Regions from separate parts of the Mus musculus genome. Here region 1 is linked to region 2. A link is a contact called in ENCODE Hi-C data. All regions are on one chromosome and are shown on one strand. Each heading gives the region's core, a stretch centred on a gene start or an enhancer-like site at or near the end of the contact. The rest is flanking DNA. Distances are from core to core; before and after follow the strand shown.

Region 1 (2,700 bases), core at 47-2,546, 390 kb after region 2:
AAAGGGTGAACATAATACTGCCAGAACTGAGAACTTAGAAGGATAATGAGCAGAGATTACTATGGGCTACCTAGAAGAACGGGAGTGATTGTGTGACTCGTTTCTCTTAAATATGTTTTCAAGCGTGTTAGCCGAGACATATGCCAAACTTTGAAGGTCTTTTAAGCAGGCAGCAGTGTTCTGTGTGTATTATAGGTGTTTGTTTCTAATGCACCTGCTCACTACCCTATAACCAACGTAAATGTCCTAGGTAATCCACAGAAAGTAAGGAACACCACAGAGAAGAGTGCCTGGGAAGTGAAGGAAGTTATTTATATAGATACTGTCCACAGGTGACCCAGGCTAGCTTAAACTGTGGTGAACTTTCCCTCGGGGGCCATGTTTGGCCTGTGACCTGAAGAGAAGATTATAAACAACTGATAACATAAATGAAAATTATATCAAGAACTCTGTATTGAAAGGAATTCTCTCCTGAGATAAACTGTTATTGAAGAACACAGTATGAATGCCATTGTTTGGTCTAAGGGCACTTTTATTAGGCTCAAGTCAACCACAAACAGCATCAGTGAAAAGATAACATTTTGATTGGAATATTCTTTCCCTAGGGTGACAATGTATTGATTAATACCTACAGTGGTGTGCTCAAGATCTCTGACTTCGGGACATCCAAGAGGCTTGCTGGCATAAACCCATGTACCGAAACCTTTACAGGTACGCTTTTCCCGAACGATACAGATCTTGGATAATTAAGAATGTAATTGCTGAGCCTCAGCGTCAGGTGAGAGATAAACTAAGTCAGGTTTCTCACAAACACTGATGCTGGGATTGCCTGATGCTCACTGGAAAACTGTACGGGGCCTGACTTGCCCTCCTGTCTTCCTGGGTTCTGAGTGGCTCAGCCTGTGTGTAAACCACTGAAGGTGACTTCCCACTCTCAGCATGCTTGCTTTTTGTTTCCTGACCTTTTTTTTTTTTTTCCCTTGACTGGCTTACAGCCACTCTGACCCTCACGAGACTGCTGTTTACAAACATACCCTCACCCAGCCTCTCTGATTCTTACTCATACCCAAACAACTTCCTATCTGGGCTCCAGTTTCCCCTCCTTCTTAGTCTGTTTTCTCCCAGGAATCAATTCCCCTCCCCCACAACATAAATAACCCTAAGATTTCAATTCAGAAAAGAGGAAGTGACTCATCCACTCGGAAGAGGTGGAGATGAGAAATTGGGCAACGCAGTGACTGAGCTGCCTCTGATGCCAAGTCCTGGGAGGGTGGAGACAGCAGTTTTCAAAAAGGTGAACACAGCCAAGAGGAAAACAGAGCCCAGCAGATGGATGACTGCCCATTAGATACCGAGCCTGCAGAATGTCTCTGTTCCATGTTCTGATGCTAACTCTCCAGGAGCATTGGGCTCTGTTATTATTAGAGGAGGAGGGCAGGGCCAGAGATTTAGAGATTGACTAAAAAAAAAAATTAAGGAGTCAGTGACTAATCTTTGATTCAGTGTAAAGCAAAATGGCCAGATGTCCCCATTTCTGAATCCCCTGTGGTAGACAGAAGCGCCCCCATTTTGCAAGTGGGACATTAGTGGAAAGAGGTGGGAGACACCTCTGGTGGTCAGGGCAGTTTGTCTGTGATGGAGCTCAGGGTTTCCTCTCTACCTTTGCTCTTGCCATTGGCCTGCAGACCTCAGTCCATCTTCCTCTCCCCCTTACTCTGCAGTCTGTGCTGGTGGCCTCGGAGGTGGGAAGGAGGAGAGAGAAACCCTTGTGCCTTTCAGATCCTCCTATCTGCGCCACCTCCTGGACTCCACACAATGTATTTCAGACACAGGATTACCCATATTTACGATGTATTTTAAAATAAATTCCAACCGACGAGCAACTTCCATGTTTGCGCCTCTTTCCTCATTCTCTCTCAGCTTAGCAAGCAGCCATTTAGATGTTGCCCAGACTCAGTGACTTGGGAGATGATAATTCCTACTTCTGCAATGTTTGTGGGCAGGATGTTGATCTCATACCTCCTTTTCATCTTGAAGATTTGTCTTTAATCCACAAGGCACTGTAGGGAAGGAGCCCTCACCGGGGCCCTGAGCCTATAACTCTCCCACTGGCCACACATGAAGGTGATGTGTACAGTGTATGACTAAGGAGCTCAGATCTCTCTTTCATGCTGATCTGAGAGCCATGGCTTGCAGGCAGGTCTTGGTCCTTTCAACACTGTGGGCTTTGTAGTCCTGACTGGCTAGAGGTCAAGATACCTCGTCAGCTCTGGTGAATGTAGTGGGAAGACCTGGCTTGATTTCAGCTCCTGCTGATTTGGGTGAGGGGCAGACAGGGCGAGTCATCGTTTATTGCTCTGACTGCATACCTTGCTTGGGTGCACAGTGCATCATACACACTGAAATTTGTACATGAACCCTAATCAGGAGGTAACATCATCCCGGTTTATGGTGAGAACATTAAGGTTCAAAGAGTTTAAATAACTTGCCCAAGGTCACAGAACTGTTTAGTAATAGATCTGAGGTTTGAGCTAGACTTGACATGCTAAGTGGAGTTAATTACCTTCTCCTCAGACCTTTCCCACCCACGTTCTTCTCTGTCTCTCGCCACTGAGGGCCACTCGAGACTTTGGCTGTCACTGGCACCCTTTCTCACGCTGCAGTCTGACCATCGAGGAAGCATGTCGGTCCAGAAGTGGG
Region 2 (2,700 bases), core at 196-2,695:
GATCAGTCCTTGCAAGTGAACCTTGGATTGGCTACCCATGAGTACTATCAGAAAGAACACCAGAGAGGGCAGGGTCTGGCTGTCTTCCAATCTCTAGCCTAAGAGAACAGGCTGTAGACTATCTCCCAAGAAATATGTGTGTAAGTTGAAAAAGCAAGGTAGCTGTCTGCTTGAGCTAGCTCCTTTAAGGCTATGAATGAGTCATATTTAAACAGAAATGCATACATGTCCTAACATTGATATAAAAAGAATATGTTGCTATCATACTGTCTTCTTACTTTTTTCAGGGATTACATATGAATCAGTAAGAGCCCAGTTTGTGCAGGAAAGGAAAGAAACATGACAGTTAACAGGCAGATGTCAGAGAACCGATCACTGAGAAAAGAAGTCGAAGTTTGAAACTAGTAGCTACTGATTGCAGTTTCCACTCCTAAGGCTGGAGAAACAAAAGGAAGACATGACTACACAGAAGATAAAGGAATTTCACTAAATGGAGATTTGGACCCATGAGAATTGGGTCCAGCCAGCGAGGCAAATTCTTCGTGTATCTGAAGAAGCTGGAAACTAGGACAGCTAACAGGTCCTGTCCCTCCTCCTCCAGGGCCCCCTACCGGTGTGAACTAGAAGCACAACTGAATAGCAGGGTCTGCTTTAACCCTCCAGAAGCCTTCAAATCCAATCCAAGACTCTTAGGACTCTTTGAGCCGGAAAAAAAACAGGAGTGAAAACAGGAGTGTAAGGCATTCTAAAAACGGCTGCATCTCTGACTGCCTCCACCACAAAAGGGGTTCTTTGTTCGTCTGTTTTGTTTTCTTTTAGTTATTGAGACTCTTCTAGATGTCTGTTGATTCAATTTTAGGGCTATTTCTCTTTATTTGTGCATTTGCAACAGGAGTCTATGGAGGAAAGAGAGAGTCTGCCTGAAGTACATGGTTAATTTGTTTCTTTTCGCATTGTGTTTAATGTTTACAGCTACCTAGAAAGGAGGAGCCCTGAGGTCTGCTTGCACATCTCTGTCACAGTGTTCCCTGGCTTTTCCTTTCTTTCTCTTAGCTGGGGGATGGCCCTCTCCCATTTGGGAGACTTCTATTGTGTTTTGAGGTTGCATCTGCTCTTCTGTAAAATGCAAAGATACCTGACTTCGGGGTGTGGGGAGGAAATCTCGACTAGGGTAAGCAGCATGCCTAACAGTAAGTTGAGAAATATGTACCTATTTCACCCTTCCAGCTTCTTCCGGGATGAAACCTGACATTTCAAGTGAATGATAAGACTCTGCTGTACTGAGTCAGAGCTCATCGGCTTCTCCATCACCCCCTGAAGCCTGTGTGGACTCAGAACTGAAACCCAGACAGCCACCCTCGCGTGGACTCCCTGCAGGGGGAGCTGGTTGTGCACAGCAGACTCTGGGCTCCATCGCCCGGGTCTCGCTGTTGCAGAGGAGCCCCGGGGAGGCCACGCCGCGTTCCCGAGATGTGACCCGAACTGACAGCCCATGCACACTCCCGGGACCCCGGCGCCGGGCCACCCGGACCCGCCGCCACTGTTGCTGCTCACGCTGCTTCTGCTGCTGGCCGCTTCGGGACGCGCAGGTAGGAGAGTCGCTCCTCTCGGCAAGGGCTACCTGGCAGGAGCCTGAAAGGGTCCACGCCGGGCTCCAGCTTGCTGAATCCGAGCTGGGGTTGGGGGGTACAGGGGTGGTAGTAGCCCTCCTGAGTGGCCCAAAACTTGTACCTCGAAACTGGTGACAGTGATGGCAAGGGGCGGCTCGCACTAAAACCTTGGCAAGTCCAAGATTCATAGCCTGTGGGAGCTTGGATCAGAGTTTGGAAAAGCCAAATCAGCCCCAAAAGGGTAAGCCACATCCCGTTTTCCTGGCAATCCTGACGTGTGCGTATACGTACTTCTGAGAAATAACAAAGCATAAAACAGTAAGACATAAAGCACTAGAAGGATTTTCTCTGTTGTTTTAAAGTTTAAACCGTAACCGCTGGAATTCAGAAAGCCAAGCTGATTCACTTTTTAAAAGTTTCTTTTTCTTTCTTTTTTTTTCCTTCTTTCTGTTTTTCTGCCATATAAAAACATACTCTTTAAAAAGCAAGGTATCTCAGCAAGGTATCTCACGGTTTCAATTAAAGACAACAGCCACAAAGCTTCCCAAAATATCAATTGTAATTTTATAAAATTGATTCAAGCACCTGTGCTCCAGCCTGGAAAAACCAGCGAGTGGGGAAAAAAAGTGAGACCTCAATCAGAGAAAACATGATGCTCACTACCTTTCAGAGGCCGGAAGCATGCACGCTGGCCTTGGAGCGGTTTCTGAACCGTGTAGTCTATACAAGAAGATTATTTTCTAAGTTCTAAATTTATGCAAGTATATGGTTATATTTTAATAATCCAAGATAAGCCAAATGTGAAAAGGCTTATTCAAATATCCCTGATATGAATTCATTTTCTGTTTTTAAAGCACAGTTGAAGTTTATTATAAAAGGTCTAGACAGAGATTTAAGTATGGTCATCAAGGGGGATGAGAGACAAGCATATGTATACACACATATACACACACATATACATATACATCTATATGAATGATTACGGGAAGATCTCTGCATACAGTGAGTGCAATAGAGCTACCATACTGAACTTGCTTGGTGTTAATGTGAGAAATAAAACTTGCTCACTAACTGGGCAAAATGATATTAG

The links. Hi-C counts contacts between places; a loop is a spot of excess contacts on that map.
Region 1: a map of T-helper 17 cell shows a loop between it and region 2 (2.0-fold over the local background). The contact joins the enhancer-like site here to the promoter of Il20ra in region 2. A Hi-C loop is called at or near these places in 2 of 37 maps with a recorded cell type or tissue (T-helper 17 cell and heart).

What each region holds. Positions count from the first base shown.
Region 1 is chr10:20,103,555-20,106,254 of GRCm38, forward strand. Map3k5 (mitogen-activated protein kinase kinase kinase 5) reads left to right here. Exons shown (of 30, transcript NM_008580.4): 18 at 606-711. Among named protein-coding and RNA genes, the nearest start is that of Map7, 66 kb to the right of the region's middle. Within about 2 kb of position 1,297, at least 1 of the 3 ENCODE cell types and tissues checked has a DNase peak (open chromatin) inside an H3K27ac peak, as active enhancers do.
Region 2 is chr10:19,711,142-19,713,841 of GRCm38, forward strand. It overlaps Il20ra (interleukin 20 receptor, alpha), which reads left to right and starts at 1,446. Exons shown (of 7, transcript NM_172786.2): 1 at 1,446-1,589. The coding sequence starts at 1,493. The region is part of intron 1 of Gm33332 (a long non-coding RNA gene); the gene reads right to left.